Regions from separate parts of the Homo sapiens genome. Here region 2 is linked to region 1. A link is a contact called in ENCODE Hi-C or POLR2A ChIA-PET data. All regions are on one chromosome and are shown on one strand. Each heading gives the region's core, a stretch centred on a gene start or an enhancer-like site at or near the end of the contact. The rest is flanking DNA. Distances are from core to core; before and after follow the strand shown. Region 1 holds the start of NHERF1 (NHERF family PDZ scaffold protein 1). Region 2 holds the start of USH1G (USH1 protein network component sans).

Region 1 (3,194 bases), core at 171-2,670:
GGAGGAGGCTGACATTGCCAGTCTCTTCTGGGGCCCAAGGCAGGTTGCAGGAGATCCAATCCCATAGACAGCTCTGGGCCTCTTGCATTTGAGTTTTTCAGAATTAAACTGCAGTATTTTGGAAAGCACATCCTGTCCACTGTTTCTTTGAAGTGAGTGGGGGGGGGGGGTCTTGTTGAAGGAATTGTCATTCACTGCCAAAATCATTCCATCCTCCTTCCTCAGTGTCTGTCCTCAGATGGTCAGCTCCCCGCTCAACAGACTGTCTCCCGCCTCTGTGACCAGCCTCTCTTTGGCAAGAGGGAGCTAGAAGGCTTTACAGTCCTAATCATTTTTCTGTTGGAAAAAAAAAAAAAAAACCAAGGCTCCTTTCCCTGTGGCGTGTACCCAGAGGTTGATTACCTGAGTCTGTCCTGCCTCTCCCCACCCCACCTCCCTAGCCAAACGCTGCTGCCAAAGCCCACGCTATTGCCCTAGATGGCCTGTCTTCAGCGGGCTGCCCCTCGAGGTCCCAGGCTCTCCGCGGAGCCCTCACCTTCCCAGCAGGGATCAGAACCTGCACTCCTCTATGCGAGTCCTGGGACAGCACAAAGTGGATTAGGGTTAGGGTTCCCACAAACGGAAAAATGTTATTCAAACAACTCTGTAGGGTCCGAGGAGGCCCTCCGTCTTAATTCTCGAGACTGACCGGCCCTCGCTGCCCCGAGCGGGAGCAGTTGCCCCGGCAACAGCCGCTCCCTCTCAACTGGAGCTGCACCCAGGCTTTGGCTAAAGGCTGTTAAAACGTTGGCCAGGTGCGGTGGCTCACGTCTGTAATCCCAGGGCGGATCACCTGAGGTCAGGAGTTTGAAACCATCCTGGCCAACATGGCGAAATTTCGTCTCTACTAAAAATACAAAAATTAGCGGGGCGTGGTGGTGCGCGCCTGTAACCCCAGCTGCTCGGGAGGCTGAGGCAGGGGAATCGCTTGAACCCGGGAGGCGGAGGTTGCAGTGATCCGAGATCGCGCCACGGCAGTCCAGCCTGGGCGACAGAGCGAGACTCCGTCTCAAAAAAAAAAAAAAAAGTTAGGGTCCTTTACCCGAGGGCCGGCTTTCCTCACTCCCCGCCACAGGTAGGGGAAACCAGGCCGGAGCCGGCGGGCCCACCCGCCCAGAACCGGGAATTCGGCGAGCCCCGCCCCTGCCACCCCAGCGCCGGCCGCTCGGTAACAAACACTTCCACTTCCTGAGCGCTAGTCTTCGCCCGCCGCGGGGCGCCGCGCCGAGCGCAGGCCCCGCCCCGCGCGTTCCCAATGGCCGGCGCCGTTCACCCGGCCGGAGCGCCCAGGCCTGCAGCCCCCTATTGGCCCGCGGAGGTCCCCACCCTCAGCGCGGCCCCGCCCCCGGGGTAAGGAGCCGGGGCGGACTCTGGGACGCTCAGACGCCGCGCGGGGCGGGGATTGGTCTGTGGTCCTCTCTCGGCTCCTCGCGGCTCGCGGCGGCCGACGGTTCCTGGGACACCTGCTTGCTTGGCCCGTCCGGCGGCTCAGGGCTTCTCTGCTGCGCTCCCGGTTCGCTGGACGGGAAGAAGGGCTGGGCCGTCCCGTCCCGTCCCCATCGGAACCCCAAGTCGCGCCGCTGACCCGTCGCAGGGCGAGATGAGCGCGGACGCAGCGGCCGGGGCGCCCCTGCCCCGGCTCTGCTGCCTGGAGAAGGGTCCGAACGGCTACGGCTTCCACCTGCACGGGGAGAAGGGCAAGTTGGGCCAGTACATCCGGCTGGTGGAGCCCGGCTCGCCGGCCGAGAAGGCGGGGCTGCTGGCGGGGGACCGGCTGGTGGAGGTGAACGGCGAAAACGTGGAGAAGGAGACCCACCAGCAGGTGGTGAGCCGCATCCGCGCCGCACTCAACGCCGTGCGCCTGCTGGTGGTCGACCCCGAGACGGACGAGCAGCTGCAGAAGCTCGGCGTCCAGGTCCGAGAGGAGCTGCTGCGCGCCCAGGAAGCGCCGGGGCAGGCCGAGCCGCCGGCCGCCGCCGAGGTGCAGGGGGCTGGCAACGAAAATGAGCCTCGCGAGGCCGACAAGAGCCACCCGGAGCAGGTAAGCGGGGCCCAAGCCGCGCAGGCTGGCATGGAGTGGGAGGAGGATCCGGAGAGACCCAGGTGCCCCGGCCGTCCAGCCCCGCGCCCGCCGTCGTTTTTCTGAAACTCGAGCTGCGAGGGGGAGACCGCTTCCGCCCGCCGACCAGGCGCCCTGACACATCCTAGGCAGGCCTGGGGCTGCGTCCCGCGACCTCCTCTCCTTCCCAGGCTGTGCTGGGAGCTTGAGCGCCTTTGCCGCCTGCACCTCTTGTTCCCTGGCCTTTGGGAGGGCGGCGCAGGGGAACCCAGCCCCCTTCCCTCGGGTCTGTGGGTGTCTGCTCCCGTTCCTCGGAATCCCCCAATCCTGCTCCTTCCCTGGTGCCCTCTCCTCGTTCACCCCAGTCCGCAGATGGGCCGGGGAGAAAGGGCTCTCCGCCCCAGAGGTGCCAGCTTCGCCCGCCACTCCTACTTCAAAAGCTAGAGGAATAGCATTACTCCTCCTGTGTGGAGCCCCGGCGCGAGGAGGCCCTCTCCGCAGCCCGCCGGTGTGTGTCCTGAACTTCAGTCCTGCTGGACTTCATCCTCCCGGAGTCCTGTGTGACTTCTAAGGGAGAGGAAGCCCCACCATCTCAGGGCGGTGTGGGGGTTGCCTGGCAGGGAGGAGGAGCCAAGGCATCTCGGAGTGGTGGTTCTGCCACCTCAGAGGATTTACGATTCTCAGGAATGTGAAGAGTAAGCGCCTAGAACTGTATCTGGGAGGGAAGGGGAAAGACCTTGGAAGAAGAAAAAGATGGCCATGGGGAGGAGAGAGAGCTCCTGGGGCTCACGGCCCTGTGTGCGCCAGCGGAGCTCACGGTGAGCCGGTGGTCTTGCCCTGGCCTTGCCATGGTCACTCTGGTGCCCACACAGCCAGCAGGCCGGTTGCTTTTTGCCCATGTTTGGTGTTTGCCCATGGGATCCCAGTTTGGATCAGCTGCAAGAGGGGCAGCTGGCAAAATAGGAGTTGTGCTGAGCCTCCTGTCCCCAGAGAGTGGAGTGGTGCATTGTGTAGGGCAGGGCGTGAGCCTCCCAGGACCCCTTCAGCTTGCACCACCAGCTCTCCCTGGTGGCAGTGTCTGATGGGAGTGTCCGTG
Region 2 (2,988 bases), core at 385-2,884, 170 kb after region 1:
CCCCTCCTGGCCGCCAAGTCCTGCAGGCCAGTGTGGGAAGGACCTGCCAGCACCCAACCCACAACCCATCAAACACCAATCCTGGTCTCTGGAGGAGTTGGGGCTTGGTGTACCCAAGGGGAGCCCTCTTCCCCTCCTCTCATGAGCCTCTCTGAAGGGATGGCAGGGACAGTGTCACTGTGTGCCCTCCTGGGGTGGGGAAGGGCCAGCCAGCCTTGGCCTCACGGGACATGGTTCAGCTGCCCAGGCTTCAAGGCTGCTCCCACCTGATGCTGGGCCCAAGGAGCAGCCCAAGGAGAGGGCAAGAAGGAGGGGTCTCCAGCACCTACTACATGTTCAGGCACTGGCCAGTACCTGGTACCGGGGCCAGCTAAGCCCCTGGCCCTCTCTCCCATGACCTGAGACTTCATATCAACCTTCCTGGGGTGTCCTGTCCAGGCTGCCCTGATGCCCAGACCAACCTGACTTCTCTTTATAAAGCCACTGGGGCTGAGGGAGTTGGTCACAGTCATTTGACTTTAGCCCCAAGGAACCCATATCAGTGGCTCTGGTCCTGGAGGTGGCTCAACTGCCACCTCCAGGCCCCTTCCCTGGCACTGACACCTGCACTGTATGCCCACCCCCCCACCCAGGACAACTCCAAAGGGAGGGGGAGGGAAGAGAAGCCCCTTCAGGGTGACCACATCACAGCCTCCACCATTGCTTAGCTGTGCCCGGCTGTGGGGGAGGGACTTGGAGAGAGTTAATGGAGTGGCTGAATCAGTGACATTTGGCGCCCTGGACAGTGTCCATAAATCCCCAAAATGAGCAGGTTGAGGGCAAGCGCTGTGTGACACCAGCCTGCCGGAGAACGTGGGTGCTGGCTGGCAGAGCCCTTTGGATCAAGGCTGGAGAGTGGGCAGTGGAGACCCCTCCCTTTCTAGCCCCCACTGCTGGCCCCTCGAGACTTCCTAACCTTCTCTCCGAGTCTCACTATCCCCTCACTCTTGCTTCCAGGGGGACCCCAGCCAGGGGATCTCTCCCACCTTCCCCTCACTCTGCAGCAACCCCCCATAATCAGGAACCCCCAAATCCCGGTTTCTCCCCTCCTAGCCCCAGATCCAGGTCACAAGTGTTAACAAGTGTCAGATGCCTCCGCTTGGGTCCCCTCAACATGTGTCTCTCCCACAAACGCCAGGGTCTAAGGGTCCGCCTGTCTGCAGGGGAAGGAGGCAGCTCAGAGGAGTGGTGGACGAGGAAGTTTGGGGTGGTCTCAGGGGCCTCAAGGGCACTGGGTGGGGCGTACTCACCCGCGGCTCACAATGAGACGCAGCGACTCGAGGTTGCCATGGTAGGCAGCCCAGAGAGTGGGGGTCATGCCATCCTCGTCGGGGGCATTCAGCTCCTTTCGGGTGGCCTCCTTGAGGAGCTCCAGGTAGCCATCCCGGGCTGCCCGGTGGTACTGGTCGTTCATGGCGCCCGAAGTGGACGGGGCGGGCGGGGGACACGGAGAAAGGCCCCCCGCAGGGGAGGGCGGCGGTATTAGGGCTGAGGCATGAGGTTGGAGGACGGGGCCGGGCAGGGGCCGGGGCCGCCAGCCCCCGCTGCCGCAGACGGAGGGTGCGGAGCGCCAGAGCCGCGACTACCAAGACATCTGAAACGCTCACCCGGGGGCGGGGGCGGAGGGGGCGGGGGACGAAATCTCCCGCTGTCCAGGGAGCCGCCCCCGGTCTTCCCCTGGGTCCTAAACACCCTGCATGCACCTCAATACACGAGGGTGACCCACGCAAGGCCCTGTCCTCCTCTTCAAAAGTGCCCACCCCGGGGCCGCGCACTGTGACGCCCAGTCCGGGGACAGTCAGAGATCTGTCCTCACTAGAGCCTGGGGCGCTGTGGCTCCGTATTTCTCCACCTGTCAGTGGAACGAACCGAGAGCTGGGGAGGGGTGCCGGAGGGCGGGGTGGGGGAGCCGTCCTGAGCCCCAGGACAGTGGACCTAAGAAGGGGCACCGTGACCGACCGCGGTTCGGTCAGCGAGTGGGACGGGCCAGGCCGCCGCCGCCTGAACGGAGTCCCTCGACCGCACTCCAGCAGGGGGCGCTGGAGGACTGGCAGCGGCTCCGCGTGCCGCGTGGAACTTCGCACCCAAGCCCCGGAGTCCAACGGAGCGCGGGCCGGCGGCGGGGGCGGGCAGGGCGGTGGGATAGAGGAAAGGGGAGCTTGGATCACTGCGAGGACCGTGGGGGAGAGGGGAACTGGGGTTGCCATCCCAGGCAGGAGCACAGGAGCACAGGATTCAGGGTGCGCCGCGGCTGGAGGGCGTCAGGGTGCCCGCAGGCTTTTTGGACGTCTCTTGAGCTTAGCTCTCGGGGCTCTGGGCGCCTGGAATGCTGCGCGCCAGGGCGCGGTGGGCACCAGGGGCGGGGTGCCCTCTAGGTGCCGCAGTGCGGGGCCGCGCCCGAGCCTGGCCGCACCGGGGTGACGGAGTGGGGTCGCCTCTCAAAGGGTAAATATGAATCTTGCCTTATCTGGCTCCAGCGGGCTCTTCCCTAAATTCACCTTGGAGAAAGATGGATCATGTGAGCGGGACTGAGAGCTTTATGGAGCCAAACTCCCGCAGCTGTAAATCACCCTGTCCTCCTGGGTATAAAGCGCCTGTCCATCTCGGCGTGGGAGAGAGGAGACGCTCGCCGTCCCCTGACCCCCAGCTCAGCGCCGGCTCCAAGCCCAGCCAGGTGGGTGCCCCGGGCCGGAGGGCAGTCGGACTTGGGGAGTGGGGACCTTGGAGGGGTCCAACCGGGTGCTGCCGCTTCTCCTTTCTTCCCATCCAGCGAGAGGGGCAGGTTCCGCATTTTCTCTTCCCCTTTCCCAGCGCTTCCTCCAGCACCCGAAGCCCCAACCCTGCGGGTCAGGAACTCCCTAGTCCCCAAGTCTAGGGATGAGATGGGGGAAGGAGAGCCGTCAGGGTTGACCTGGAGTTTTGTCCGCTCCTCCCCTACAGTGATCCCTC

What was found. Hi-C counts contacts between places; a loop is a spot of excess contacts on that map. ChIA-PET counts read pairs that join two places held with the same protein, here RNA polymerase II (POLR2A). Pooled maps may share reads with other maps.
Region 2: a loop to region 1 is called in a pooled map, with 2.6 times the contacts of the local background. The contact joins the promoter of USH1G here to the promoter of NHERF1 in region 1. A Hi-C loop is called at or near these places in 4 of 50 pooled maps. POLR2A ChIA-PET finds 5 or more read pairs at or near these places in 2 of 52 experiments (Caco-2 and K562).

Annotation. Positions count from the first base shown.
Region 1 is chr17:74,747,208-74,750,401 of GRCh38, forward strand. It overlaps NHERF1 (NHERF family PDZ scaffold protein 1), which reads left to right and starts at 1,421. Exons shown (of 6, transcript NM_004252.5): 1 at 1,421-2,080. The coding sequence starts at 1,640. It overlaps SLC9A3R1-AS1 (SLC9A3R1 antisense RNA 1), which reads right to left and starts at 2,660. Exons shown (of 3, transcript NR_187307.1): 1 at 1,856-2,660; 2 at 1,366-1,720; 3 at 1-336. MIR3615 (microRNA 3615) reads left to right here and starts at 1,406; the gene lies at 1,406-1,492. RAB37 (RAB37, member RAS oncogene family) reads left to right here. Exons shown (of 9, transcript NM_001006638.3): 9 at 1-128. RefSeq lists enhancers at 1-570, 1,859-2,484 and a silencer at 965-1,654.
Region 2 is chr17:74,921,621-74,924,608 of GRCh38, forward strand. USH1G (USH1 protein network component sans) reads right to left here and starts at 1,635. Exons shown (of 3, transcript NM_173477.5): 1 at 1,290-1,635. The coding sequence starts at 1,453. OTOP2 (otopetrin 2) reads left to right here and starts at 2,653. Exons shown (of 7, transcript NM_178160.3): 1 at 2,653-2,713; 2 at 2,980-2,988. RefSeq lists a silencer at 2,589-2,772.